Regions from separate parts of the Homo sapiens genome. Here all the other regions are linked to region 1. The links are chromatin contacts, found by Hi-C or POLR2A ChIA-PET in ENCODE. All regions are on one chromosome and are shown on one strand. The core of a region is the stretch at or near the end of the contact, and the rest is flanking DNA. Distances in the headings are between cores, read along the strand shown.

Region 1 (4,084 bases), core at 257-2,756:
GGATTAATCATAGCATCAGGATACGCGTGGTTCTATCTCTGGATGTGGTTATTCAATGGCCAAAATCTTGTCCAATTCTATCTCCATCAAACTTGCTCAGGAATACTCAAAGTCTATGACATTTGATTCCAGTTGCGGGTCAATAGCCAAGTAATGATTTAACACTATAAACTCTCAAAAAAAATTTCCCGTTTAGACAGGACTGTACTTAGGTGTGGAAGCACGCTCTCTGGAACTCAAGTTGCGACCACCTGAGCAGAGGAGGCGAAAGCGACAAAGTAGGTACCTGACAGTGCTGAGTCATTACAAGCTGTTTCCTCTGAAATGTTACGCACCCATGGGCCCTCTGAGCATTAACATCCCCTTTCTGGAGGCAAATAAAATACATATTCATTGTGGAAAATGGTGCAACCTTCTGTAGGCGACAGACCACGATGGGGAATTTAGCACTAAGAGTGGATAGCAGGAACTACACAAACTCGCAGCTGCTCTCTAGGTACCGTAACTTTATCCCAGACGCTCAAAGAGGGCTATAGGGATACCGGGTGGCAATATTCCCCCTGCAGCCCCGGCTCAGGCCAGGGCCACACTAGGGCGCATTTCACTCTAAGCTGTTATATCCCCCTGTAATTGGCGGATGTAGAAAGCGCCCGGAGAAAATGATGCATAATAGATTTGTTCTCGAGGAGGATGCAATGGAGAGTAGAGGACGCAGGATGCTAACTGGTTTTTCTTCCCATGTGCAGGTCACCTGAAAACCCCGACGCTTTTTCGTTCCTCTCCAAGGAGAACCCTGAACTCACCGTCTCGCTCCGCTCTTATGGGGGGAGAGGAATAGTTTCACGCCCACCTGCCCGCCGCCTCTCCTCCCCCGGCACCCCCTGCCCCAGCCGGACGCGCGCGAGCTGCTACCGGCATCAACGGTCCCGCCCGCTACCCGCTCGCTGGCAGCCCCGGCCGGCAGCTCCCCCGGCGGCCGCCTCTGCACCACTCGCCAACCTCCACGCCGGGCCGAGGTCATGCCCGCCTGCCCCCAGCGCCGGGCGGCCCCCTCGTCGGGCCAGGCGGCCGCTCGAGAGCCGGGCTGGGGAAGGGGCCCGCGGCGGAGTTGGCTCGGGGACTCACCAGGTAGGCGCCCACCGTGCCCTGCGCCAGCATCAGGGCGCACTCGGACACCAGGAAGATCTTGATGTTGGAAAAGCAGGACACCTTCTTTTTCTTTTTCTTGTTCCTCTGCGCCTCGTCCCCCTGCAGCTCGCCGCTCCGGCCGCCGCCCGACGAACCGCCCGGCTTCTTCCCCTGCATCCTTCCCCCGCCGCCGCCGCCGCCGCCGCCGCTGCCGCTTTCCCGCTCGCCCCGGGTGTCGGGGCCGCTGCCGGGCGGGGGTGCGCGCCTCGAGGCTGCGTGCTGTCCCCGCCCCGGGTTCGCGGCGGCCGCCCCCGTCCTGCCGGGGCTGGAGAGGTGGAAGGCACAGCTCCTCGCCGCCGCCGCCGCCGCCGCGATCGCCCCTTCCTCCTCCTCCTCCCCCGCCTCCGCCCTCCCCTGGCCTCCTCCTCCGGCTCCGGCTGTGCCAATCACAGGGGCTCGTCGCGCCGCCCGCCGCCGCCGCTGCCTCGCCTCCCGCGGCCGCCCGCCGCTGCCATCGCCCGGTTCCCCTTGCCCGCCGGCCGCGCCTGCTCTCACCCCCTCAGCCCCAGCCCCAAGGCCTGGGCCTGGGCCGCCGCTGCGCGCCCTCGCCGAGCCGCTCCTCGCTGCCGGTGCGCCCCCGGGGAGGCACGGGAGGCGGGCTTGGGATGCGGAGGGCGGCCCGGCGGCCGAGGCTGGGAGGGTCCGGCTGCCGGGAGAACTGGGGAGACCCGGAGTCCTTGCGGAGTAAGGGGGGTGCCCCTGAGGGCGGGAGGCGGCGCCCGGCCCCTAGGTGGCGCTGCGGGGCACGGGGCCCCGCGGCGGAGACTGGCGGCTCTGCGCCGGGCGCGGAGATGGGGTGCGGAGGCGCCCCCGCGGGGCTGGGACCCGGCGCTCGGGAACCCGGGTGCCCAGGCCTCAGAGGGCAGGCTGTTCCCAGGAAGGGAGAATACTGAGTACCCAGGAAGGGCTTGGCGCGCGCTCTTCTCCGCCCGGGGATTTCTGGGGACAGATGTTGTGCTCTGGGTCTTGGGGAGGTGCCAGAGGTCAGAGCTGCTTGAGGCTTCTGCCGCCTGCCGGTTTCTGCCCCAGCTGTCCCCGGCCACAGGGGGTGTTGAAAAGGCCCCAGACCGAAAGGACAGAAAGGGGAAGTTAGAGGAATACGTCGGGAGCCCCACGGACCGTTAGTGCCCCAGCCTCGGTGTCCAGGCGCTGCAAGATCGCCGCGGCCCCAGCAGAGGGCCTTCTCCGGCCCTTCATCCGCCCAGGGCCCCGCTGCTGGAGCGCTCAGCAAGCGGCCAGCCGCAGGCCTGCTGGGTCCCCACCCGTCCCCTGGCTCTGTGGCCCTGGCCACCATCCTCGGCCTTGACCTGAATGCCTGGCCCATGGCAGCCGCTCCTAATTACTCCCCACTCTCACCGTTACCAAGGAGTGTGGGCCACAGGGCACTACCAATAGGATCTGCTAGTTCTCAACTGCAGCGTTTGGAAGCTGAGAGAAAAGCTCAGAGGGCTGGACAGGTACCAGGAAACAGCACCTTCCACCTGGGCCATTGGGGGACTCAAGGAATCATTTAAAACGGTTTCCTTAATAATTGTGTCAAAGAAAATGACCCACTCTCCCAAGCGCCTGTGTCCAAATGCAGGCTCAACTTCAAAACTGAATAGCAATGAACCCGACCATATTTTTCCTTTCTCCCGAAGAACTTGAATGAGAATGGAGGGTGTAATGGTGGGGATGTTGTTTTGCCATGGCATTTAAATATAAACTGCTTCATCCTTCTGTGGCTCCAGACGTGATCTCACCCAGGCTTGGTGTCGCTTTGAGATGCCCTCACCTTGTCTAGGCCACCTCCTATCTGAATTGGCTCCCCCCACACTTGAAGTCTCTTCCCGTCTTCCCCACTTCCTGAATCAGTGGTCACACCATTCCCGGCCAGTCCTATAATGAGAATCCTTACTGCCCCCTTCTTTCTTCCCCACACCCTCCTATCACTCGGAGCCAACTTCTCTGCAGGATCTTTATGTCCCCCTCTTTCCCTCCCCATCACTTTGCTTCATGGGCTACCTCCCCACTTCCTCCTGAGAAGACCCTTGACAAGCTAGCTCTGTTCCCTGCCTCTGTGACGGTAAGCTGCAAAGCTGAGCTGAGACTTGTCTACGAATGGTGACCCCATTGCTAATGAAATGTGCGGAGTGCTTTATAGTCTTCAACTCTTATTTACATTCTTTGTAATAACAAGAGCTAATGTTTACTGTGTGCTTATTATGGCCAGACACCATTCTCAGTGCTTCACCCGCATTTACAACGTAATCCTCACAGCAATCCTCTAAACCAGATACTATTATTAGCCTTGTTTTACAGATGAGACAACTGAGGCCTAGAAAGGTTAACCTGACCAGTGTCACTTGTCTAGTAAGTGGCAGGGCAAGTCTTTGAAAACCAGGTTGTCTGCCATCATAGCCCAGGTTCTTTATAACTACATACATATTATCTCGTTTATCACGCAGTGTGGTTCATCTGATGGGGAGGCTGGGACTTATGTTGTTCCTCTTTTATAAAGCTGGAAAGGAACAAAACTTGCATCCATGTCCAGCCCTTTTTGTTCTTTTTTGTTTGTTTGTTTGTTTGAGATGGAGTTTCGCTCTTGTTGCCCAGGCTGGAGTGCAATGGTGCGATCTCGGCCCATGGCAACCTCCACCTCCCGGGTTTCAGTGATTCTCCTGCCTCAGCCTCTGGAGTAGCTGGAATTACAGACGTGCCACCACACCCGGCTAATTTTGTATTTTTAATAGAGACGGGGTTTCTTAATGTTGGTCAGGCTGGTCTCGAACTCTGATCTCAGGTGATCCACCTGCCTCAGCCTCCCAAAGTGCTGGGATTACAGGCATGAGCCACCACGCCCGGCCAGCCCTTTTTGTTCTATGCCACAATGCCTCATGTACAGACTGAGAAGGGC
Region 2 (4,187 bases), core at 1,338-3,837, 980 kb before region 1:
TTTTTTAATATCTCATGGTTTCTACAGGTCAGAATTGAGACAGTTAAGACCAACAAAGCTTACAGAGTAAAAAAAATTAAAATTAAAAAAAAAATTTTAAATAAATAAATCAAGACAGGGCACAGCAGAGGGTAGCTTGACTTTGCTGTACCATGTCTGGATCACAGCTGGAAGACTCTGAAGGCTGAGAAAAAAATCATCTGAGGCTTGTTCATTCACATGTCTAGTAGTTGATGTTGGTGTGGGCTGGGGGCTATCGTCTGGAATATCTACACATGGCTTTTCCATGAACTTCCTCACAACATGGTCCCTGGGATGAAAGGGCAAGCCTCCCAGGAGAGAAGAGGGAGGAGGGAGAACAGGATAGAAGGAGAGGGAGAGAGAGGGGGAGAGAGAGAGAGAGAGAGAGATCCTTGCCTTCAGGGGGATACAGATGTTGTAAGGGTACCCGTTTTTATACCTTTACAACATCTACAACATGGTAAGCAATGCTGTTACTTTAACAAGTGAAGTTAACACATGAATTTTTTAAAATGAGTTTGTTAACCTGTGGTTGGTTACTTTTATGTGTCAACTTGGTTAGGCCACAGTGCCCAAACATTTGGTCAAAGATTCTCCTGGATGTGTCTGTGAGGGTGTTTTTGGATGAGATTAACATTGAAATTGGTGAACATTAAGTACAGCAGATGGCCCTCCATACTGTGGGTGGGCCTCATCACATCAGTTGAAGGCCTGAATAGAACAAGAGACTCCCTCTCGCTCTCCCGGCTCCAGACAAGAAGAAATTCTGGGAATTCTGTCAGCTGACATCTTTTGGATTGAACCACAACACTGGCTCTTTTCTAGGTCTCTAGCCTACCAGCCCACACTGCAGATTTTGAACTTAGCCTCCATAAGCATGGATCGATTCCTTAAACAAAATCTCTCTCTCAGTCAGGCTCATGCCTGTAATCCCAGCACTTTGGGAGGCTGAATCGGGCAGATGGCTTGAGCTCAGGAGTTCGAGACCAGGCTGGGCAACATGGCAAAACACCATCTCTACAAAAAATTAAAAATTACCTGGGCATGGTGGCATGCACCTGTAGTCTCAGCTTCTCGTGAGACTGAGGCAGGAGGATTGCTTGAGCTAGGAGAGGTTGAGGCTGCAGGAAGCCAAGATTACGCCAGTGCACTCCAGCCTGAGTGACAGAGCAAGGACCTGTCTCAAAAAAAAAGAGAGAGAGAGAAATCTTTGTCTATAAATATGCACATCCTACTGGTTCTGTTTCTCTGGAGAGCACTATTACAGCCTGCTTTGCTAGTATCAACAAAACCACGGGCTTCTTGTCCAGAAGTTTTTGCCCCTGCTTCATAACTGCAAATGGAATTTTCATGGAAAATATTTCCTGTGTTGCTATTTTTTTTTTTTTTTTTTTTTTGTCATCCAGGCTGGAGTTCAGTGGTGCAACCTCAGCTTACTGCAACCTCCCCTCTGGGTTCAAGCGATTCTCATGCCTCAGCCTCCTGAGTAGCTGGGACTCCAGGTATGCGCCACCACGCCTGGCTGATTTTTGTATTTTTCATAGAGAGGTGTTTCACCACATTGGCCAGGCTGGTCTTGAACTGACCTCAGGTGATCTGCCTGCTTCGGCCTCCCAAAGTGCTGGGATTACAGGCATGAGCCACAGTGCCCAGCCACATTACTTCTTAATAATAGATAATGTGCCCTAATATACAGTATTTACATAAAGCCTTGCAGCAAGGTGGCAGTTTTCAGCCATTTTTTGAGGAGGATGTGAACAGGAGCCGTTACACGGCTCATCAGTCATCTGTTGCAAAGAAGCTGTGCTCAGCAGCGCAGAAGGATATCTTTCATTACTGGAAACCGTGAATCAGCTCGAGTGAAACAGGGCTCTGTCAGCTTATAACACTTAATTATGTTTTTAACTCCATAAATTAGTTCAAGTAAAGCCGTTTGAAAATAGCCAATTTCCAGTTTGAACTTACAGAAAATTAATGGCAAGAATGCAAACTTCTAATGTGTTAAGAAATTATTTGAATTTCTTAACTGTGTCTCCCACTAAAAGTTTGTGCTTTAAATTTTGTGTCAGTTCTGCATCAGAATTATTCAGTTTCCTCTTATGCAACAAACCCTAGAAAATTCTAAAGTTTCAGAATAAGAGCATTTCCTAAAGAAGAGAAAATATATTGGGGGTGGTGGGGGGGAATGGGATCAGTACGTGGCTCAAGTTTTTCACCCTTGAGGAGTTAAGAAAAACACTTCAACATAAGGACAAAAGCTCCCTTGTTTAAGCACTTCCCCAGCTGCACTTCAACTAAATATATCCTGGGCAGAGTGTTTTCATTTCTCCACCCCTCTCCTGAGCCAATCACATGGTGACAAACAGCTCGGAGGCCCCTTGGGACTAGCACTGCAGAGGTACAGGCTTGGTTACAGGGCTTCGCGTTCCTTTCCAGCACAGGCCTGCTCTGGGCCGCCCTGCCTCCCCCAGAGGCTGCAGGGAGCCCCAAGCAGGCGCATTGCGGGCTCTGCTCAGAGAGACGCCTCCACGGGTTAATTCAGCGGCCTCTGTCTGGAATTCATGCACCACCTGGGCTGACAGCATGAATGACTCATTGTTTCCCCTCTGAACAGGCTGAGGAGTGCTTCTTGGTGTCAATAACTGAGGCAAAGTAAAATTGTTTTTTCCCTTTCAACATGACCAATTTTCTAAGACTGAATATAGAACTGGAAATCTGCAGGGTGTGTTTCTTCTGCGGCAACGGTAGCCAAGGTTACTGCTTTGAGTTGGTCTGCAGGGACAGAGGATTAAAATTTACTGTCTATAAACAGAAGAAGGCCTAAAGCCAGAGCTCCTTTATTTACAGCTTGTGTCATGGTTTTATAAAATGAAGGAAACTTAATTGAAACCTCTAGTTTGTGTAAACCTGGGATCTGACTGTACACAATACCTGATTTTATTTCTAATACCCGTGATTTGTATAAATGAAGATTTTGATGATAATTTTCCCATAGCTAAGTATAAGACATGTATGCTTTGAAGTCCATATATGAATCTTCCATACCAGCATTTCCAAAGCAGTGTATTAATAATTATGCCCCACCTTCAATTTTCCTATATGGCACCCTTCTCATTTTCAGTTACTTTTAGTTTCCTTGGGAAACTGGACTGGTTGATATTCCTGGACTATGGGATCTTTTTGCCTTGCTTACGCATATCTCAGTCCAAAAGCTTGACAGCCAGAACTATACAGATATTTTACTACCTTTCTGCAAGTGTGCGTGTATAACACTCTTGTTTCTTTGAACTCTTGTTTCTTTGGCCTCTTATACTTTCCTAAACTTTAGGTGTTTTTTTAAAAAAATTCAAAAAGAGGCCGGGCGCGGTGGCTCATGCCTGTAATCTCAGCACTTTGGGAGGCCGAGGGGGTCAGGTCACGAGGTCAAGAGATGGAGACCATCCTGGCCACTATGGTGAAACCCCATCTCTACTAAAAATACAAAAATTAGCTGGGCATGGTGGTGTATGCCTGTAGTCCCAGCTACCCGGAGGCTGAGGCAGGAGAATTGCTTGAACCAGAGTTGGAGACTGCAGTGAGCCAAGATCACACCACTGCACTCCAGCCTGGCGACAGAGCAAGACTCTATCTCAGAAAAAAAAAAAAAAAAAAATTCAAAAAGAAAGATGTAGAAAAAAAAGAAATAAATGCAGAAAGGAAAGGGAAAAAGGTCTTGTGTAGATTCAGGACCTTGGTTCTAATTCAAATCTGGGAGGTTAGCATGCAACAGAGTACTTTCTTCATCCAATTAAGTAGCAGCCCTGAATAGATTCCAAGTCATTCTGACTTTGAATAGGGATGAGGACAGCTGATACTGAAGAAGAGAGAATGTTGAGGCCCATGTATAGCCTTAAAAGAGAGAGAGAATGAACTTGGGATGTGGAGATTAAATAGGGCGTTTAATAAAATGGCAGTAGATGCTTTTATTTTAATTGGTATCAATCAGCTCAAGTAACCTTTAAATTTCTGCAATAACAGGAGACTGAGTTGGCTTTGGCAGGGCTCTCTATCCCAGGAATGGAAACTCACGCAGGTTCTGAATCAGAAAGAATCAAAATAACAAAAAAAAATTTCCGTCTTTCAAATCTATGCTATAATTTAGCAAACTGAGTATCTTTCCTTGCTTG
Region 3 (3,981 bases), core at 1,036-3,535, 950 kb before region 1:
GAGGTTGCAGTGAGCCGAGATTGCGCCACTGCACTGCAGCCTGGGCAACAGAGGGAGACTCCGTCTCAAAAAAAATAAAAATTATCTATCTATCTATCTATCTATCTACCTACCTACTTACATACATACACACTAAGATCTACCTACCTGCCTACCTACATACATACACACTAAGAACAGTATTAGAACTAAAACCAGAATTTGAATTGAGGTCTGACTGGCTCCGGATTCCATATCCTCTCATGATTACACATGAAAAACTGTTTTAAACATAAAATGCTCTGCCGGGCGCGGTTGGTCACGCCTGTAATCCCAGCAGTTTGGGAGGCCGAGGCCGGTAGATCACTTGAGGTCAGGAGTTCAAGACCAGCTTGGCCAATATGGTGAAACCCCATCTTTACTAAAACTACAAAAATTAGCTGGGCGTGGTGGCACGTGCCTGTAGTCTCAGCTACTTGGGAGGCTGAGGCAGGAGAATCGCTTAAACCCAGGAGGCAGAGGTTGCAGTGAGCTGAGATAGTGCGACTGCACTGCAGCCTGGGCAACAGAGACTCTGCCTCAAAACAAAAAAGCTCTATAAATTTCAGGTGTTGTTATTAATAATGAAATATTAAATTATTTCTTAGGGCCAGGCACCATGGCTCATGCTTGTAATCCCCACACTTTGGGAGGCCAAGGCAGGAGGATCGCTTGAGCTCAGGAGTCAAGACCAGCCTGGGCAACATAGTAAGACCTCATCTCTAAAAAAAATAAATAAACTATTTCTTAGAAATGTAGTTCCTGTTTAGACCTTTGAACAATGACCATGTCTAGTGGTCTCTCCATAGCACATGATGTATAAAATTGTTCTTATTTTCATTACTAACAGCTACAAAATAACTATAAAGTAGATCATAAATATGCCATATGTAAATATGTATACATAGTGCTTTTATTTTTATGTGGAATCTAAATCAAATATGTGAAGAGCTTCTTGGGTTGGGCATTTATTCTGCCACTTTTTAAGGGGCATTGCAAAGGCAATTCAGGGCTTTGTGACTTTGGACATGTAACTTAACCTCTCAGCGCTTCAGTTTGCTCCTTTGTAAAACAGATTTGTAAAAAGTGCTTGTTCCAGGCTGGGCTTGGTGGCTCACTCCTGTAATCCCAGCACTTTGGGAGGCTGAAGCAGTGGATCGCCTGAGTCCAGGAGTTCGAGACCAGCCTGGGCAACAAGGTGAAATGCCCTCTCTACTAAAATTACAAAAATTAGCTGGGTGTGGTAGCGTGTGCCTGTAATCCCAGCTACTCTGGGGGTGCTGAGGTGGGAGGATCGCTTGAGCCCAGGAGGTCGAGGCTTCAGTGAGCCCAGATGGTGCCATTGCACTCCAGCCTCGGCAACAGAGTGAGACCCAGTGTCAACAAATATATAAGTAAACAAATAAATAAATACATAAAGTACTTGCCTGTAGGCTTGTTGTGAGGTTGGATTGTGTCACGGTATATACCTTATTTGGAATATTGCTTGGCACAGTCATTGTTAGATAAATAAAAAAAATCAAAAGAGATGTAGAAATAGAAGTTTGATGAGAGTTCAGAGGAAAAAGATTTCTTTTTCTTTTTTTCCTGAGGCGGAGTCTTACTCTGATTCCCAGGCTGGAGTGCAGTGGCACGATCTTGGCTCACTGCAACCTCTGTCTCCTTGGTTCAAGCGATTCCAGAGGAGAAAGATGTTAATGTTTGTTTTGTACCTAGAACCTCATCGCTGGATGGGATTGTAAAGATCTGTGACTATTTTACACATTTGTTCTTTTTTTTTTTTTTTTGAGACAGAGTCTTGGTCTGTTGCCCATGCTGGAGTGCAGTGGTGTGATTTCGGCTCACTGCAACCTCTGCCTCCTGGGTTCAAGTGATTCTCCTGCCTCAGCCTCCTGAGTAGCTGGGATTACAGGTGCACGCCACCAAGCCTGGCTAATTTTTGTATTTTTAGTAGAGACGAGGTTTCACTCTGTTGGTCAGGCTGGTCTCGAACTCTGACCTCAGGTGATCTACCTGCCTCGGCCTCCCAAAGTGCTTGGATTACAGGTGTGAGCCACTGCACCTGGCCTCCCATTTATTCTTAGCAGTAACAGTTGGTCCCTGAAATTAGGAAACTGACTCTATTGTGATCTTCCAAGAGCTACATTGTCCAGCCCCTGGGCCTGTACATCCTTATGGAGTGAAGACTGACAGTTTTCCCTTAGGTCAGTGGAGCTACAGTGGCGTGTTGGAGTCAGCTGCTCAGAATGATGATGCACTTTTCTTTCCAACTTTGGTTTCAATGACATCATGTTGGTAGCTTGAAACTGGCCATAGCAGGGGTATTTACACCACAGGAATAGGTAAACACTACATATTAAGGCTTTTCCCCTTGGAGATGCCTTGTTAAATATTTACCAACACTCCACTGCCTGTTACAACACAGCAAAAGCCCCTCTGAGAGAAGGCCAGAGAATGTACCTAACTCCTCCCAGGTTGTCCAGTGTTTCATTGTCCCTGGACTGAAGAGTCCCTCAGTGGCCTTTGCTGAGATATTTCAACACCCTAGTCTCTTAAACTGTAAACAAAGGAGAGTCATGAGTTATTTCTGGGTGAGTCAGTCCAATATTGCACAAGCATTTCTGGGGGTAGTAGAGGGGAGGCAAGAGGGAAACTGGGTAGGCTGGGGAGCTATCTAACTGCCCAAGACACTTGAATCCTAAACAAACGGGAACTAAATGAGAGGTGGGAGGGACATAGTCTTTTCTGACGGGAACTGTCTGTGACTCATTCTCTTTCAGGAGTCAGAAACTCCAAAACCTGTGGGAGTGGGGAGGGGCGAGCAGTGCGGTTTTTAGAGAGGTGTGGAGTTATTATAGGGACTCTTAAAATTCTTCTCCCTTGCTCAGTGTGGTGACTCATACCGGTAATCCCAGCACTTTGGAAGGCAGAGGCAGGAGGTTTGCTTGAGCCTAGAAGTTCAAGACCAGCCTGGGCAATGTAGCAAGACCCCAACTGTATAAAAAATAAAAATAATTAGCCAGACATAGTGGTGCATGCCTGTAGTCCCAGCTACTTGGGAAGCTTAAAAATCTACCTCCATTTAACCTGGTAGATTTGGGGATGTGTGTGGTGGGCTGAATAATGGTCTCCCAGTGATATCCCAATATGTGGAAACTGAATGTTACTTTATCTGGCAAAAACAACAAAAACCAAAACACAGGCAGGGCAAGGTGGCTCACACCTGCAATCCCAGTGAGACTCTGTCTCAAAGAAAAAAAAAAACAAAAAAACAAAACCCCAACAACTAGGGCTTTGCAAATGTGCAGGTGTGTAAGTTAAAGATCTTACTTTTAAAACAATTTTATTTTAGGGTGTGGTGGCTCACACCTGTAATCCCAGCACTTTGAGAGGCCGAGGTGGGCAGATCACCTGAGGCTGGGAGTTCGAGACCAGCCTGACCAGCATGGAGAAACCTTGTCTCTACTAAAAATACAACAAAGTTAGCCGGGTGTGGTGGCTCATGCCTGTAATCCCAGCTACTTGGAAGGCTGAGGCAGGAGAATCACTAGAACCCAGGAGGCGGAGGTTGTGGTGAGCCAGGATCGTGCCATAGCACTCCAGCCTGGGCAGCAAGAGCGAAACTCCGTCTCAAAAAAAAAAAAATTATTTTATTTTATTTTATTTTGAGATGGAGTCTTGCTTTGTAGCCCAGGCTGAAGTGCAGTGACATGATCTCGGCTCACTACGCCCAGCTTAATTTAAGGATCTTGATGCCGGGCACGATGGCTCACGCCTGTAATCCCAGCACTTTGGGAGGCCGAGGCAGGTGGATCACTTGAAGTCAGGAGTTCAAGACCAGCCTGGCCAACATGGTGAAACCCCACCTCTACTAAAAATTCAAAAATTAGCCGGGCATGGTGGCACATGCCTGTGGTCCCAGCTACTTAGGAGGCTGAGGCAGGAGAATCACTTGAGCCCGGG
Region 4 (4,031 bases), core at 1,253-3,752, 830 kb after region 1:
CCTTCAGCCTGGGCAACAGAGTGAGATTCCGGGGGGGAAAAGAAGGAGTGTAATGTAATGCCTCACTCATCTTCTTTAAGCAGCAGTGGGAGTAAATCCCACCACTTTAGGGCAACCTCCATCTCCCACTGCAGCCAAGATTCAATCTAAGGGCGTTAGTGGGAAGAAAGGCTCAGCATAAAATACCATATGAGCTCTCAAAGTCCAGTGTGAGCATAGCGTGTTTTTTGTTTTTTGCTTAACCTTGTATTATACAGCTTTTCAAACATAGAAACGTAGGGAGAAGTTCAGCAAAGTGGCATGTGCCTGTATTCCAGCTATCTGGGGGGCTGAGGTGGGAGGATCACTTGAGCCCAGGAGCTCAAAGCTGCTGTGAGCTATGACTATACCTCTGCACTCCAACCTGGGCAACAGAGCAACACTCCATCTCTAAATAAAGACGTAGAATACTAAAATGCAATAAACCCCCATGTACCCATCAGCTTTAACAATTAACAAATGGCCAATCATTTTTTAATTTTTTTATAGACATGGGGGTCTTACTGTGTTGCCTAGGCTGGTCTTGAACTCCTGGGCTCAAGCAATCCACCTGCCTCGGTCTGGGTTCACAGGCGTGAGCCACCGTGCCTGGCCCAATCTTTTTCCTGAATGTTCCTACATCTCCCCCTGGGTTATTTTAAAGCAAATCCCAAACATATTTTAGTTTTTTTTTTTATTTTTTAAGAGACAGATCGGGCCAGGCATGGCGGCTCATGCCTACAATCCCAGCATTTTGGGAGACTGAGGCGGGAAGATCACCTGAGGTCAGGAGTTCAAGACCAGCCTGACCAACATGGAGAAACTCTGTCTCTACTAAAAATACAAAATTAGCTGGGTGCGTGGCACATGCCTGTAATCCCAGCTACTCAGGAGGCTGCAGCAGGAGAAACGCTTGAACCTGGGAGGTGGAGGTTGCAGTGAGCTGAGATCGTGCCATTGCACTCCAGCCTGAGCAACAAGAGCGAAACTCCATCTCAAAAAAAAAAGAGACAGAACATATCACTGCACTCCAGCCTGGGTGATAGATAAAGCCAGACCTTGTCTCAAAAAAAAAAAAAGAAAAGAAAAAACAAACGGTGTCTCACTCTGTTGCCCAGGCTGGGGTGCTGTAGCATGATCGTAGCGCACTGCAGCCTCAAACTCCTGGGCTCAAGTGATCCTCCTGCCTCAGCCTCCCAAGTATCGAGATTAAAGGTGCCCACCACCATGCCTGGCTATTTTTTATGTGTTGTAGTTGACCAATCTTATCTCAAACTCCTGGCCTCAAGCAACCCCCCGACCCCGACCTGGACCTCCCAAAGTGGTGGGAATTAGAGACATGAACCATTACTCCTGGCCAAATTATTTCACCTGTAAAAACTTCAGTATGTATCTCAAAGAGATAAGGACTTGTTTTTAACAGAAATACAAGCCTGTATGACATAGAAATACAAAAAATAATAATAACATAGAAATACAATACCTGGCCCAACGTTGTGGCTCACGCCTGTAATCCCAGCACTTTGGGAGGCCAAGGCAGGCGGATCACTTGAGGTCAGGAGTTCGAGATCAGCCTGGCCAACATAATGAAACCCCGTCTCTACCAAAAATACAAAAATTAGCCGGGCATGGTGGCACTCGCCTGTAATCCCAGTCTACTCGGGAGACTGAGGCAGGAGAATCTCTTGAACCTGGGGCGGCAGGGGGGTTGTGGCGCGGAGCTTGCAGTGAGCCGAGCTCCTCCACTAGGCAAAAGGGCGAGACTCTGTCAGGAAAAAAAAGAGAAGAAAAGAAATACAATACCCGAAAAGTTTTAGTAATTCCTTAAATCAGTTATCTTTGAATTATTATCCAAAAAAGATCCACACATTGAAACATTTTGTTGATACATCTCTTAAATCTCTTTTATTCTGAAGTGTTTTCCCCTCCCACATTTCCCACTTTGCCATTTTTTTGAAGACGACAGATCATTTGTCCCATATAATTTCCTACATTTTGGATATGGTTGATTTCATACCTTTGGTGTCTTAACATATTCCTGCTAATCTCTATATAGCCTATAAACTGGTAGTTAGATCTTGAGGCTTGATTAGGTTCAATTTTTGGCAATAGGTGATGCTCTGTATTTCCTATGCATCTCACCAGGAAATGATATGATGGTATGATTGATCAGAGTTGAGGTATTGTTAGCTAGCCTGATGCATTCATTATGTCTTTTTTTTTTTTTTTTTTTTTTTTTTTGAGGCAAGGTCTAGCTTTGTTGCCCAGGCTGGGGTGCAGTAGCGCGATCGCAGTTCACTGCAACCTCCGCCTCCCTGACTCGAGCGATTCTCCCACCTCAGCCTCTGGAGTGCTGCGACCCCAGGCGCCGCCACCTAATTAATAGACGCGTTGCCTCCGTTTTTCAAATGTCCCTTTCAGGACGCCGTCCCCTTCCTGGTACGCGAAGCGCTGGGAGCGAAAGGGACTTCCGGGAGATCTAGGAAGTCGCTTCTTTTTCTGGTAGAAGGCGGGGTTCTCCTCGTACGCTGCGGAGTCTCTGCGGGGTGTAGACCGGAATCCTGCTGACGGGCAGAGTGGATCAGGGAGGGAGGGTCGAGACACGGTGGCTGCAGGTCTGAGACAAGGCTGCTCCGAGGTAGTAGCTCTCTTGCCTGGAGGTGGCCATTCATTCCTGGAGTGCTGCTGAGGAGCGAGGGCCCATCTGGGGTCTCTGGAAGTCGGTGCCCAGGCCTGAAGGATAGCCCCCCTTGCGCTTCCCTGGGCTGCGGCCGGCCTTCTCAGAACGAAGGGCGTCCTTCCACCCCGCGGCGCAGGTGACCGCTGCCATGGCTTTTCCCCATCGGCCGGACGCCCCTGAGCTGCCTGACTTCTCCATGCTGAAGAGGCTGGCTCGAGACCAGCTCATCTATCTGCTGGAGCAGGTCAGTGCTTGCCTGACGCCTTTATCGCATCTACAGTTTAGCACTCATTGGATGCACATTTCTTCCTTGCCGTGCCCCTTTGATCTTGTTCTTGGCCCCTGGTATTGTCCTTGGCGCTTCCCCAGCAGGTCCAGAATGAATCCAGGGAGTAGTAAGAGCTGTTTGGAACCTGGCCAGAGAGTTAATGGAAATCACCCCCCAACCCCGCATACAGGCAAGGGAGACACCATTAGTGCCAGGCATCCCTAGGGACGGAAAGATGGTTAAGACATCTTTGCCATTAGGGATCTTACCACTCCAGTAGGAGCTGTATGAAGCACAAATTATCACACACAGGTGGTAAATGAGTGATAGAGCTAGTGTACCCGAAGAGTTCACAGTAAGTGATCATTTCTAGTTGGGGTGATGATCTAGGAGCTTCAAGGAAGTGAGTGTGAGTAATAAGCATATTTTCTTTGGAGACTAAGCATGCTCCAGGCAGATAGATTGGTAGGAGCAAAGTTGGCAAACCAGGGAAAGACAAGGCATGTAAGGGAAGACACCCATCAGCAGTTACACAGTAGCCACTGAAAAAAATTTTTTTTCCATTTGTGGCATGAGACAATACTTGATGATTCTAATAGTGATGTGTGTGGTGGCGTAAATGGGCAACAAGAAGGCCAGTTAGGAGACCGTAGATCAGACAAGAAATAAAGGCCCACACAAAATTGGTAGCAGTGGGAATGAAGGAAAGTGATGGATTTTTAAGTTATGGTGAAAGAAAACTCAAAGACTTACTGATTGGTTATAAATGTTGAAGGAGAAGCAAAAATGAGTGAGATTTTTAACCTGGGTTATTAGGAAAATAATACTGCCACTGTGATTTTAATGGATTACTTGTGTAATCATTTAGTTATTCATTTTATGTCTGTATTCCTCATTAGACTGGAAGGTGGGCAGGGATCATGTTTGTTTTGTTCAACACTACCTAGTGAGTACCTAGCTTAGAGTCAAGCACACACCATGTGCTTAATAAATATTTGTTGTATTAACATTGAATAGAAATGAGAAAAATAATTAGAAAAAGGAACAGGTTTGATGGGGGAAGTT
Region 5 (4,079 bases), core at 889-3,388, 950 kb after region 1:
GCTGGGCCGGGGCTCCGGTGGCACCACCCAGGAGCCATTGACCGTGTAGTAGGGCAGCATGGCGGGCGGGCCCTCTGCGTTGGCTGTCAGCTCCAGCACGGAGTCCTTGATATGGCTGATAATCTCATGGTTCTCCTCCAAAAGCTGCTCCAGCTGCTCAATGCGGTTCTGCAGCACAGAAATTTGGCTCTGCCAAAAAACCAGAAAGCAATCACACACAGCTCCTTATGCCACAGGGAGGGTCTCTGCTTGGGGTCTACCAGCTGAGGCCTGAGTACAATTCTTCCCTCATCAGTCAAAGCCAGACCATGAGCCTAGAGGGATAGATGACACCGTTCAGATAAAGGGAGCTGTGCAGATCACCACTGAGGACTACACTCCACTTGGGTTGGGAGAACCATCACTCTCTAGCTCAGGGATGGCAAAGATTTCCTTTCACCTACCTATTCTCAACAATCGGTGTTGCCTGTGCTGAGGATTTCAGCGGGGCTTAATGGCAAAGAATGCTGCAATCAATTAGCAATGTCTGCCAAGAATTCAGGAGGGGCTGGGCGCGGTGGCCCACACCTGTAATCCCAGCACTTTGGGAGGCCAAGGTGGGTGGATCACCTGAGGTCAGGAGTTCAAGACCAGCCTGGCCAACATGGCGATACCTCGTCTCGTCTCTACTAAAAATACAAAAATTAGTCGGGCATGGTGGCAGGCTCCTGTAGTCCCAGCTACTTGGGAGGCTGAGGCAGGAGAATTGCTTGAACCTGGGAGGCGGAGGTTGCAGTGAGCCAAGATCGCGCCACTGCACTCAAGGCTGGGCGACAGAGCGAGACTCTGTCTCAAAAAAAAAAAAAAGAAAGAAAAGAATTCAGGAGAACAGAGTGACAATACTCATTGCCATTGACATTTTTTCTTCCTTCCTTCTTTTCGCCATCACTGTTTTTAGCTGAGGGTTTCTACAAAACCTGACTATTGGGAAGGAAGGCTCCTGTCCTGTACTGACATTACCCTCCAGCGGGGGGTGGGAGGGGAGGCGGCGGGGTGGGAGGTGCATACCCTGAGCCCAGGTGACTTGTATACAAAGAAATTAGCAACCAGGCACGACTCACCCGGGGGAAGTTCCCACCATTCTGGTGTCGGGTGGGATCGTGTTGCACTCGGTCCAGCATGAGGTAGAGCGAGAAGACTGCCACACAGAAGATGGCAGCCCCACACACTGTCACCTGCTTTTTCAGCTTCATACTGGCCTCCACACACACCTGGCAGGAAGGACACCATCTGTAGCTCCAACATGCAAAATGCCCGTGGCAGTCTTTCCACCAAATACCCCAGTGAGTTCCTGAGGGCTGTTCCAAAGGAACACCCATTTGCCTGGCTCCAAGTAGCACAAGCAGCACATCTGAGGCTGGCCCACCTGGTCCTGGTAGCAGCTCTGCCGCTAGGGTGGAGAGGACGCTCTCCTTTGGCTGGTGCTATGAAAAACGGGCCCAGGATAAGAGTCCCAGCTCCGACTGGAGCGCACCACACAAGCTCCTGATTACACAGCTTCCCTGCCTAGATAGGAGGTGCCTGTTCAGGCTCCTCGGCCATGTGCTTCTAGTTTCAGGTGAATAAGCTAGTCTCTATTTTGTTTGATTTAAAAGTTTAGCCAGAACCCAAAGAGACTGATAGGAAAGCCTTTCTCAGTGCCCTTTCGGGTCAAACTGGCACTCACCAGAAACAGTGCCTGGCACGATCCTTTCTCAGAAACACAGAATGAGTTTCTTTCTAATAAAGAAGAAAGATGCTTGTGTTTCTAGCATAAAGCAAGCCCTGTGTGTTCTCCCTGTTTCTCTACTGTTCACTGCAGTGGGAAACTTCCAGCCGCGGTTTGCAGAGCACTTAGGGGACCCCTAGGAAGCCTGCAGTGACGCCGAAGGCCCCCTGGGAAGGGAGAGACGGGGCCCAGTGCTCAGCTGCGAGGCAACTTCAGGGGACCCGTGCCCCCCGCCGCCACCGCCCTCGGGCTCCGCTTGCCTGCTCAGGAGGAAGGAGGACGCTAACTGCGGAGCCGAGCGTGGGCGGGACCGCGCTCCGGAGTCTGCTCCGCGGGCCCTGGGGCCGAGGAGCTTTGTCGCCTCTGCGTTGTGCCCTACTTAGCGCGATCTGATTCTGCTCGGGAGCTTCCGGGCAATATTTTCAGCCCTTAGAGACTGGGTCTAGGCCAATGTGGGTGGAGCTGGGGAGAGAGTTGGATCACAGAGGGCAGGCACCTGCCGCCAGGTCTCTGGCCGCCCGCCCGGCTCCCTCCCCACCCGCTCCGACTTCGTCGGCCCCGGGGACCGCAGAGACAGGCGCCAGGTACGGGCCTCAGGCAGCCTCCTGTCCCTTCCTGGCCCCTCTGACGCCGCAGTGGCGCTCGCACTCCCGCCGCCCGAGCCCGGCCTCTGTCGGGGCAGCCGGAGCCCTCCCGCGCGCGCACCCGGCCCGTTACCGTCAGCGCCCGGCCTCCGCGCCGCTCCGGGCCCAGTCGGCCGAGCTGCCGGCTCTCACACGCCCGGGGACGGCGGCCCGCGTGCAGGCAGCGACGCAGGCGAAGGCGGGCGCCCGCCCACCCGTAGCCCCCTGCTCCGCGCGCCGCTGCCGCGCTCCCGCTGGGCCCCGGGCCGCCGGCGCGCTCCGCTGCGCCGGCCCCGCGCGGGTCCGCCAGCCTCTGAAGCTGCCGGGCCCAGCAGCGTGCGGGGCGGGGACAGCCGCGCCGCCCGCCCCGGCCTGCGTGTGCCCGGCGGAGCTGACAGGAGCTCTGGCCGCCGCGGTCCCCGCCCGGCTCCTCCCGGGCCCGCTCCGCTGGGCTGCAGTGCGCAGCCGCACCAGCCCGGGCCGGGCCTGGCCAGCTGCGGAACCTCAGGAGGGACGCGCGACTGAATTTTTTCGGAATCCTACTTGAGTAAGCGCATGATCGGGCAGTGGTCGAAACGCCCGCCTCCGTCTCGGCAGACGCGTAGCGGGGTGCGTTCTCCGCGGCCTCACCCGGCTCCGGCCCAGGTAGCCTTAGGTCTCTGTCGTTGCGCCCCTCGGGCAAAGGGGTGCTGCCTCCTGTCGGTACAGCGCATTCCTCGAGTCCCTTTCCTTTCCGTGCCTGCTCTATGTTTCCTGCCAGCGAGTGAACAAGACACAGACTTTTCTTGGCTGTTTCCCTTTTACTGGGCATCTAGGTTGTTTACAGTTTTTCAGTGTAATCCATACTGCAATGAACATCTCCATGAATTCCACATTTTTGTTCTTTTTAAGTTATATATAACATTATCTGAATGTGACCCCCCAAATTCATGTTCAAATCCTAATCCCTCAAGGTGATGATGGTATTAGGAGATGGGCCTTTGGGGGTGAACAGAGTTTGAAGGGAGAGCTCTCATGAATGGGATTAGTGCCGGTATCAAATGACCCCGAGAGTCGGCCCCTTCAACCACGTGAGAACACAGCTAGAAGGCACTATCTGTGCACCACAGGCAGGCCCTCACCCGACACTGAATCCGCTTATGCCTTATCATGGACTTTCCAGCCTCCAGAACTGTGAGAAAATACATTTCTGTTGTTGATAAACTACCTACTTTATGGTATTTTGTCCTAACAGCCCGAACAGATTAAGACGTTATTTTATGATGAATTTGCAACAGTGAAGTTACCCGGGCAAAAGATAAGGACAGAGATGACTGATGACACTATCGCTCCCCCAAAAGACTGTACCAGTTTACACCATCAATAACAAACTGCTGGATATTGCTTAAACAATGTTTTAGCTGATTAATGAGATATATAATGCCATCTCATTTTTAAAAATTTTCCTTTAAGTTCTGGGATACATGTGCAGAACATGCAGATTTGTTACATAGGTATACATGTGCCATGGTGGTTTGCTGCACCCATCAACCCATCATCTAGGTTTTAAGCCCCACATACATTAGGTGCTCTCCCTCACCTTGCCCCCAACCCCCGACAGGCCCCGGTGTGTGATGTTCCCCTCTCTGTGTCCATGTGTTTTCATTGTTAACTCCCACTTATTAGTGAGAACATGCGGTGTTTGGTTTTCTGTTCCTGTGTTAGTTTGC
Region 6 (4,197 bases), core at 952-3,451, 770 kb before region 1:
AATCTTCACTGCTCCTCTCCAGTTCCTGTGCCCCCACCCTTCATCCTCGACATTGACCTTCCAGCAAGATGCAGTGGAAGGCCTGATGGTGGAATCAGACCTGGTAGGAACCTTAATGTTGGGGGTCCTTAGTCCCTTCCTCTTTGCAGTGGGGGGTGTGAGTGCTTGGGCTCCGAGATGTTGGTTTGTGAGGTTAGCTCCCCCGACTCCCCAACCCACAGAAGGGGCCAGGGGGTCACTTGAAGAAAGCCAGCCTCCTGCACAACTTGGACATGGCTTGCTGGAGATTTCTTTTTCTCTTTCTCTAGTCTGTTGAGTAGGGGACTTTAGTGGCTAATATGAAGATACTCAATTTTTTTTTTTTTTTTGAGACGATCTTGCTCTGTCACCCAGGCTGGAGTGCAGTGGCAAGATATTGGCTCAATGTAGCCTCAACTTCCCAGGCTCAAGTGATCATCTCACTCAGCCTCTTGGGTAGCTGGGACTACAGGCACAAGCCACCATGTCCAGCTAATTTTTGTAGTTTTTGTAGAGACAAGCTCTCAGTATGTTGCCCAGGCTGGTCTCTAACTACTGGGTTCAAGCGATTCTCCTGCCTTGACCTCCCAAAGTTCTGGGATTACGGGCGCGACCCACTGTGCCTGGCTTATGTTTTCTCTTTAAACAACTTTTTATTTGGAAAAAAAATTAAACTTCATGCAAAAATAAAAATAGCGTAGGGAACACCCTATACTTTTAACTCATATTTTCCTGTTAACATTTTTTGCCTGTTTGCTTTCTGATTCATCCGTGTGTATATGTATGTGTGTGCACACAAATGGTTTTTACTAAACCATTAGAGGGTAAGTTATGTATACCATGGCCCTTTCCTGCAAATGATTAAGTATCTATTTCCTAAAAATAGGATGTTTACATCTTCTAGTAAATAGCTACCTGTTATGGTAATATATTTGGTATTATGTAATATTATGACAGGAAGTTCATTATTTTGTAAATTCTATTAAATCTTTGTTATTTTTGCTCATGGGATTATATAATGCCCATAATCAAACATCAGGAGGTGATGGTGGCAGCTTTAACTGGTCAAATTTTCCCTCCTTTTCTAAGTCCCTTTAGATGATGTCTTGAGCAGAGTCAGTTTTTTTTTTTTTTTTTTTTTTTTGAGACAGAGTCTTGCTCTGTCATCCAGGCTGGAGTGCAGTGGCGCCATCTCAGCTCACTGCAACCTCTGCCTTCCAGGTTCAAGTGAGTCTCATGCCTTAGCCTCCCAAGTAGCTGGGATTACAGACGTGCAGCACCACACCTGGCTAATTTTTGTATTTTTAGTAGAGACAGGTTTTCACCTTGTTGGCCAGGCTGGTCTCGAACCCCTTACCTCAAGTGATCCACCCGCCGTGGCCTCCCACAGGTCTAGGATTACAGGCGTAAGCCACCAAGCCTGGCCACAGATTTAGTTTTTAAACTTATGCTTATTTTTTTGAGACGGAGTCTTGCTCTGTTGCCCAGGCTGGAGTGCAGTGGTGCGATCTCTGCTCACTGCGAGCTCTGCCTCCCGGGTTCACACCATTGTCCTGCCTCAGCCTCCTGAGTAGCCGGGACTACAGGCACCCACCACCACTCCCGGCTAATTTTTTGTATTTTTAGTAGAGATGGGGTTTCACCATGTTAGCCAGGATGGTCGCGATCTCCTGACCTTGTGATCCATCCGCCTCGGCCTCCCAAAGTGCTGGGATTACCGTGCCTGGCCTAAACTTATTTCTTGTACTTCTTATGTTTTCTGACACTGTGGTGTGGGCCCGGGGTTTAAAGGTAAGGAAGCTTAGATGTGGCTTTTGTCTCAAGCTCCCAGTCTAAGCAAGAGACCAACACTACTCAGATACATAAACCAGGAGTCAGCAAACTATGGCCCATGGGCCAAATCCAGCCCACTGTCTGTTTTTGTACAGCTCAGGAGCCAAGAATGATTTTCACATTTTAATGGTTGAAAAAGAACCAAAGGAAGAATACTATTTTATGACATGAGAAAGTAACATGCAATTCAAATTTCAGTGTCTATAAATAACATTGTACTGGAACACAGCCATGGCCAAGCATTTCTTGCTGTGGCTGCTGTTCCACCCCAACAGCAGGGTTGAGGAGTTATCACCGTGATTGTGGGATCTGCAGAGTTTACAATATTTCCTCTCTGGACTGTCACAGAAGAAGTTTTCCAACCCCTAGTGTAAACACCCTGGAAGTGCTGGCAAGGAGAGGGATATAAGGAGAAAGAGGTTGTGTTCTAGGGAGTCTGTGTGGGGAGCTGGGGGAGGGATCCTTAGTTGGGAACTGTGGGGAGGGAGGGGGTTTGCTGGAAGAGTGGATTGCGCCTTCCAGACAGCACGCTCAAAGGTCCTGTGGCTGGGGACTGTGGCCTTTTCACTGGCTGAGAGGGTGAGGGATAGAGATGTTCAGGAGGGGTCAGAATGGGTGCGAGGCTCTGCCAGAAGGGGCTTACTCTTGTCCTTCCCTTTCTTTTAGGTAAAACCTGTTTCCCAGCCTGGTGGCATCCTGTGGAAAGTTGGTCAGCTGCAACCTGGGGTGTGAAGGACTGGACCTGGAAGCCCTCTTGCGTCGGAGGTGTTGAAACCAAAACGAACGTTATGTATAAAACCCCAGCTCCATCGTGCGTGTCAGGCATCTGCTCAGACTGTCACTGGCAAGCTCGTTTCCACGTCACCACAATGGAGTTGCTTCTGCCACCCTTTGGGCATCCCTTTAAAGTGCCCCCTACTTCTACTCCCCATGTAAGAGGCTTTGTGCCTTGCTAAGGAGCAAAGGGTAGAAACATGTTGATTTTAAAGAAGTTTTTTTAAGACAATTGTTGACAATAGTAAAAGAGATCAGGAGGATCAAGAATCTAAAACAAGCCTGAAGGATGTCCAACTGTGTATTTAGAATTTCCGACATTCTTCTCTACTGGATCTACACATTGGACCCCATCTGATCCTTTGCTGCTTTTTTGGCTTGGTCAGGTCCTGGCCTCATTTTGGCGTTACCTGTGTCAGAGTTCAAGGTGGATGTGCTTAGAGCTGGTCAGCCCCTTCCAGACCTGGACACGTCTGTGGCTCCTTTTCTTTCTTCCTTTTTTTTTTTTTTTAAAAAAAAAAAAGGTTCAGCAGAAATCAGCGTGGCTAGTTCACAAAGAATTTCCAGTATCAGGGAAAAACTGTGCGTGTGTGTGTGTGTGTGTGTGCACGTGTGTGCGTGTGCACGTGTGTGATACCTATAAAACAGTTTCTCCTTCTCTGAAGGGAAAGGAAAGTGCTAGGCAGCCTGTGATTAGCAACATTCTTTGTGCTTTTTTGTTGTTCCTCTGCTCTGTCACAGTTCTACGTTGTTTGCCTTAGAAATGTAATTTTTAAAAACCATTTTAAAAATGAACGGTGATTTGGCTGGCTGGAAAAAATCACACTGTCAGGGGACTATATTTGAAGTCAGTCTAGACGGGGCTGGACTAGGAACCCACCTGGACCCAGGAGACCCCACAGGACCCAGGAGGTCCCTGCCGGAAGGCAGAGGTTCAGGTGAGAGTGGCTCACCTCTGAGCTGGTGAAGTGAGGACTTGCCTGTGACATGACCCAGGGATCTGCTGCTGGCTTCTGGAGACAGGGCCTTGGGCTGACTTCTCAGGTTGATTGAGGCCTCCTGACTAGCGGTGTTCCCAGGCTAGAGGTGATTGGCTGCAACAAAGATGCTTCTATTAGTCTATTAGCAGTGCCTTCGGGACCCTGGGATTTTGCTCTCTCTAGAAAGGTGTTTTTTATTTTTTTATTTTTTATCTCCCCCTTTTTTCCTGGCTTTGCTCCAGGGTTTGTGTATTTGCCTGTTTATTGTCCTGCTCTTTTTTTTTTTGGATGAAAACTCCAGCCTTTCCTGACTCACCTCCATCTTCGGTTCTTCAGTTTTCTGAGAAGAGTTGGGATATGTGGGAAGGGGCATGGGAGCTCGGCAGCCTCCGCCTGCCAGGAAGGCAGTTTCGCCTCTGCAGGAAAGAGCAGAGCCCGTGGGAAGCCCTGGGTGAGGGTGGCGCAGCCGGCCCAGCACGCATGGTATTGCCAGCCACGGGGGGCCTGCGTGTAGTCTCTGCTCCCTGCATTTCACCTTCTTTGTTGACTTTCCTTCTCTGTTTTCCCCCATCTGTTTGCCAGAGGGGTGGGA
Region 7 (4,129 bases), core at 330-2,829, 860 kb after region 1:
GCGCGTTGGCTCACGCCTGTAATCCCAACACTTTGGGAGGCCGAGGCAGGCGGATCACCTGAGGTCAGGAGTTCAAGACCAGCCTGGCCAACATGGCAAAACCCCGTCTCTATTAAAAATACAAAAAAAAAAAGTATCCAGGCATGGTGGTGCGTGCCTGTAGTCCCAGCTACTCGGGAAGCTGAGGCACAAGAATTGCTTGAACCCAGGTAGCGGAGGTTGCAGTGAGCTGAGATTGGGCCACTGCACTACAGCCTGGGTGACAGAGCGAGACTCCGTCTCAATTAAAAAAAGTAAAAAGAACATTGAAAGCACTAATGAAGTTTTTCTGAAAATAAGAAAAATATGGTTCTGAAGGTGAAGCAAACAAGCATCCTTTACCTTTAGGGAAAAGGCATATGAAGAGGATTCACTTAAGTTACAGTTGGCCAATAAACACGAAAAATGTGCAATTTCAATTATAATCAAGTGCCAAACAAGGAAATGCCAGTATTATTATTTTACCTACAAAATGAGCAAAGATGTTTAGAAGTACAATAGAATTCAGCCCTGCTGAGGGTAACAAAAGGAGGGTACTTTTCCGGTGAGGCTTTGTGCAGAAGGCAAATTAATAAAGGGAGCATTCAGTAATTACACCTCTAGGAATCAGCCGTACGAAAATGCAGGATGCATTTATAAATACATACATACACAAAGATTTATGTATGAAGATATTCAGCCCAGCCTTATCTTTTAAATTATCATCTAAATATCAATAGCAGAATGGGCGAGATATCTACACACCAGGATTCATGCCACCATGCCACCATGAATCACTGGGAAAAAACGGTGATATATAAGCATTTAGGGATGTAACATGTTCATCGAGGAAAGGAGGCTACAAAAGTAATGTCTATTTTGAGTTTTAAATTTTTCATGTAACGATTTAGAAACTCATCTAATTTGATAACGTGACTTAGGCAAATCATTCAAATCTTTTTGCGTTTCCTCTGCAATGGCGATTGTGGAGGTTAAATGGGATAACTGGCGTTGAAACGTTCCAGGCCCATGAGCAGGACTCAATGTTCCTTCCCTTCCCCTTTAGTGTATGGCTTCTTACATCTGGGGAAGAGTCCCACCAAAGATCGATTCCAAGCTTCGCTTCTTGGATGAGCGAGGGAAACTAGGCGCTAACTTACCTATTCACCCCCGCGCCCGTTCCCGGCAGCCGGGACTCAGGGAAGCCAGGTAGCCGCGGTGCTCTCAACTCCCTCCCCGCCCGCGCACTTCGAATCCAAACTGCGCGGGGCGAGGCGGGGCGGCGCTCCGATGAGGTAGCTGGCTTGGGAGAGGAGTCCCTTGAGGCTGCCGCCAAGCCAGGGAAGCGGGAGGCGCAGGCCACGCCCGGCCACTCACAGACAGTGACGTCATCCCCCGCCGCCACTCCGGCGCTTCCCAGGCCCTGCTCGCGAGTCCCCACCCCGATTGCGCACCCGCGACTTCAGCCCGAGGGGCGGGGATTTTCTTGGAGCGACGGGACGCGACGCCAATCGCGACGAGGCTTCGCCCCGTGGCGCGGTTTGAAATTTTGCGGGGCTCAACGGCTCGCGGAGCGGCTACGCGGAGTGACATCGCCGGTGTTTGCGGGTGGTTGTTGCTCTCGGGGCCGTGTGGAGTAGGTCTGGACCTGGACTCACGGCTGCTTGGAGCGTCCGCCATGAGGAGAAGGTGCGGGTTGCGGGGAAATCGAGGGGACGCGGGAGGGAGCGACGCTCGTTTCGGCTGCGGGGCCTGTTCAGGGGTGCGGGACCCGTGCGGGGTCCCGGGCCTAGATCGTCACGGCAGTCGGCGCCGAGGGAGGCCGGGGGCGCTGAGGGGCAGGGTCTGGAGGCGGCGAGCCAGTGCGAGGGCCGCGGCGGTGAGACCTGACGCGCTGTCCGCCGGCGGCCGCAGGTGCCCGCAGGCTCAGACGCCCGGGTGGGAGCCGAGCGCCGGTGCCCGGACGCGGCAGGGTAGTCGAGGCCCGGGGCCCGGGGCGGCCTCCACCCAGGCGGTCAGCGCTGGCGCTCGGACCCCACCCTCCCCGCCCGCAGCGTCTCAGGTGCCGCTGCTTGGCGCAGATGACTCGTTGTAAACCTTCTGTGGTCGTGGCTTTTCTTTAAAGCTGTTAAGTTTATTTATCGTTGTTTTTCTTTGTTTTATTCTTTTTTTTTATTTTTGTGGAAACGCGGTCTATGTTGGCCAGGCTGGTCTCGAACTCCTGGCTTCAAGTAATCCTGCCACCTCGGCCTCCCAAAGTGTTGGGATTACAGGCGTGAGCCACCGTGCCCGGCCCGTTGTTTTTCTTTATATCTGGCCAGCGGTGTTAACGTTTTGTTTGAATTGGAAAGATAGCTTTGTTTCTTTGCAAGTTAAGAAACGGATTATGGAATTCTTTTCCGGTCGTTTTAATAACTTCCTAGGCGGTGTTGGGGAGGGACTGTCCGACTTGAAATCGGGACCAGACGGTGACACTGCCACTTACCAACCTTGTGACTTCCAAATATTAACTTTATTTTCTAAAAGTTGTGGATGCAGTTTTCTGATGATACAGCGTTAAATAATGTGTAGTTTTTGGTGGAACTGATTGTTCTAAGGCTTTGTAAGATTCTTCATTTCATGATCACTAATTCTGATCAGTCTTTTTAAAATGCTTGCCCTCAGAATAATGAGAATTGAGTGCCAACATGGTAAAACCTTGTCTTAACTAAAAATACAAAAATTATCTGGCCCTGGTGGCGCGCCTGTACCCCCAGCTTTTCAGGAGGCTGAGGCAGGAGAATCGCTTCAGCCTAGGAGGCAGAGGTTGCATGAGCCGACATCTCGACACTGCACTCCAGCCTAGGCGACAGAGTGAGACTACGTCTCAAAAAAAAAAAAAAAAGTCCATTAACAGTTTATGAATTATGTAGGCATCTCCTCTATCAAGGGATTGAATGAAGCAGGAGAAAACTTACCCTTTAATGTTGGTTCCAGGCTAATGGATATAATTAACTTTTTTTTTTTTTTTTTTTTTTTTTTTTTTGAGACGGGGTCTCACTCTGTCGCCCAGGCTGGAGTGTAGTGGCGAGATTGCTCACTGCAGCTTTGACCTCTGAGGCTCAAACGAAACTCTGGCCAGAATTAATTATGGTTATCGATCCCCGAAACAGGTTGAACTGGAGATCAACAAAGCTCCTTCTCTGGAATGCTAAGAAAAAATAGGGCAGTGGATCAGTGAAGGCTGCCTGAAGGTAGAAAATAATTTAAGGACCACTGTGAGATACCTTCCAGTCCAGTGATTTATGTTCAAGACTGGAAAAACTGACTCATTTTACAACCTTTTTGTCCTTGAGTGGTAGTCTTTGTATGCACTCTTGATTTTTTTCAGTGAATCTAAAAAAAAAACTCAGACTTGCTGCTTTTAGGGGATTATCTGAAACAATTTAGCCAGGGAGTATTTAAGTGTATCATGATAATTGTTCATAATGATTGCTCTGAAGCATCTTAAGATCATACAACTTTTTTGAAATGTCACGTTATTCATTCAAAAAGACTTCTTGGGCCTGGCACAGTGGCTCACACCTGTAATCCCAGCACTTTGGGAGGCCAAGGTGGGAGGATGACTTGAGCCCAGGAGTTCAAGACCAGCCTGGGCAACATAGCAAGACCCTGTCTCTATTTAAAAAATAATAATTTATACTAAAAAAGAAAAGAAAAATACTTCTTGAATGTTTGTTATATACAAGGAACCATTGCAAGTGTTGGGGATATAGCAGTGAGCAAAAGTGACATCCCTGCCCTCACAGAGTTTATATTCTAATAGCAAAAGAGGAGTGTAATAAATAAGTTAGTCTTAAATGGTGGTAAGTGCTATGTAGAGAAATCAAGAGGTTAAGAAGTACTGAAGGTGTAGGAAGGGGGGTTGTGGTTTTAAAGAGATGGGTCAGGAAAGGCCTCCCTGAGAAGGTGATCTCTGAGCAAAGACCTAAGAAGGAAAAGGGTGAAGCCATGCAGCATGGGGGAAAAGAGATCTAGGTAGAGGAATCAGCAAATCCAAGTGCCCTAAGGGGAGATAGCGCCTGGTATGTTCCAGAAAGAGCAAGGAGGTCGCTGTGACAGGAATAGAATG

What was found. A loop is a pair of places that touch in the nucleus more often than their neighbours do. ChIA-PET counts read pairs that join two places held with the same protein, here RNA polymerase II (POLR2A). Pooled maps may share reads with other maps.
Region 2: a loop to region 1 is called in a pooled map, with 5 times the contacts of the local background. The contact joins the enhancer-like site here to the promoter of SLCO3A1 in region 1. A Hi-C loop is called at or near these places in 1 of 37 single-sample maps with no recorded cell type and 6 of 50 pooled maps. POLR2A ChIA-PET finds 5 or more read pairs at or near these places in 2 of 52 experiments (OCI-LY7 and activated CD4-positive, alpha-beta T cell).
Region 3: a loop to region 1 is called in a map with no recorded cell type, with 5 times the contacts of the local background. The contact joins the enhancer-like site here to the promoter of SLCO3A1 in region 1. A Hi-C loop is called at or near these places in 3 of 37 single-sample maps with no recorded cell type and 8 of 50 pooled maps. POLR2A ChIA-PET finds 5 or more read pairs at or near these places in 1 of 52 experiments (activated T-cell).
Region 4: a loop to region 1 is called in a pooled map, with 5 times the contacts of the local background. The contact joins the promoter of VPS33B here to the promoter of SLCO3A1 in region 1. A Hi-C loop is called at or near these places in 1 of 168 maps with a recorded cell type or tissue (CD4-positive, alpha-beta T cell), 1 of 37 single-sample maps with no recorded cell type and 6 of 50 pooled maps. POLR2A ChIA-PET finds 5 or more read pairs at or near these places in 2 of 52 experiments (A549 and K562).
Region 5: a loop to region 1 is called in a pooled map, with 6 times the contacts of the local background. The contact joins the promoter of MAN2A2 here to the promoter of SLCO3A1 in region 1. A Hi-C loop is called at or near these places in 1 of 168 maps with a recorded cell type or tissue (CD14-positive monocyte) and 2 of 50 pooled maps.
Region 6: a loop to region 1 is called in a map with no recorded cell type, with 4 times the contacts of the local background. The contact joins the enhancer-like site here to the promoter of SLCO3A1 in region 1. A Hi-C loop is called at or near these places in 1 of 37 single-sample maps with no recorded cell type and 8 of 50 pooled maps. POLR2A ChIA-PET finds 5 or more read pairs at or near these places in 1 of 52 experiments (activated CD4-positive, alpha-beta T cell).
Region 7: a pooled map shows a loop between it and region 1 (16-fold over the local background). The contact joins the promoter of PRC1 here to the promoter of SLCO3A1 in region 1. A Hi-C loop is called at or near these places in 1 of 37 single-sample maps with no recorded cell type and 7 of 50 pooled maps. POLR2A ChIA-PET finds 5 or more read pairs at or near these places in 2 of 52 experiments (H1 and activated T-cell).

What each region holds. Positions count from the first base shown.
Region 1 is chr15:91,851,130-91,855,213 of GRCh38, reverse strand. It overlaps SLCO3A1 (solute carrier organic anion transporter family member 3A1), which reads right to left and starts at 1,506. Exons shown (of 10, transcript NM_013272.4): 1 at 1,126-1,506. The coding sequence starts at 1,305. RefSeq lists silencers at 1,902-2,041, 1,910-2,084.
Region 2 is chr15:92,830,216-92,834,402 of GRCh38, reverse strand. No RefSeq gene overlaps it. Among named protein-coding and RNA genes, the nearest start is that of CHASERR, 51 kb to the left of the region's middle. RefSeq lists enhancers at 1,269-1,328, 2,085-2,284, 2,665-2,714. Within about 2 kb of position 2,587, at least 41 of the 41 ENCODE cell types and tissues checked have a DNase peak (open chromatin) inside an H3K27ac peak, as active enhancers do; they include OCI-LY7, where a contact is called at or near this core.
Region 3 is chr15:92,802,760-92,806,740 of GRCh38, reverse strand. No RefSeq gene overlaps it. Among named protein-coding and RNA genes, the nearest start is that of CHASERR, 78 kb to the left of the region's middle. RefSeq lists an enhancer at 2,250-2,299. Within about 2 kb of position 2,285, at least 34 of the 41 ENCODE cell types and tissues checked have a DNase peak (open chromatin) inside an H3K27ac peak, as active enhancers do.
Region 4 is chr15:91,021,065-91,025,095 of GRCh38, reverse strand. VPS33B (VPS33B late endosome and lysosome associated) reads left to right here and starts at 2,502. Exons shown (of 23, transcript NM_018668.5): 1 at 2,502-2,942. The coding sequence starts at 2,847. It overlaps VPS33B-DT (VPS33B divergent transcript), which reads right to left and starts at 2,474. Exons shown (of 4, transcript NR_110104.1): 1 at 2,356-2,474; 2 at 1,125-1,783. RefSeq lists enhancers at 2,538-2,947, 2,802-3,418.
Region 5 is chr15:90,901,361-90,905,439 of GRCh38, reverse strand. MAN2A2 (mannosidase alpha class 2A member 2) reads right to left here and starts at 2,138. Exons shown (of 23, transcript NM_006122.4): 1 at 2,008-2,138; 2 at 1,101-1,250; 3 at 1-189. The coding sequence starts at 1,232. RefSeq lists enhancers at 1,148-1,207, 3,048-3,097 and silencers at 2,158-2,587, 2,608-2,877.
Region 6 is chr15:92,617,780-92,621,976 of GRCh38, reverse strand. FAM174B (family with sequence similarity 174 member B) reads left to right here. Exons shown (of 3, transcript NM_207446.3): 3 at 2,518-4,197. The coding sequence ends at 2,521. Among named protein-coding and RNA genes, the nearest start is that of FAM174B, 36 kb to the left of the region's middle. Within about 2 kb of position 2,201, at least 9 of the 41 ENCODE cell types and tissues checked have a DNase peak (open chromatin) inside an H3K27ac peak, as active enhancers do.
Region 7 is chr15:90,991,985-90,996,113 of GRCh38, reverse strand. PRC1 (protein regulator of cytokinesis 1) reads left to right here and starts at 1,579. Exons shown (of 15, transcript NM_003981.4): 1 at 1,579-1,707. The coding sequence starts at 1,697. LOC124903556 (a long non-coding RNA gene) reads right to left here and starts at 1,335. Exons shown (of 2, transcript XR_007064759.1): 1 at 1,179-1,335. RefSeq lists enhancers at 539-1,405, 1,406-2,273 and a silencer at 1,823-2,042.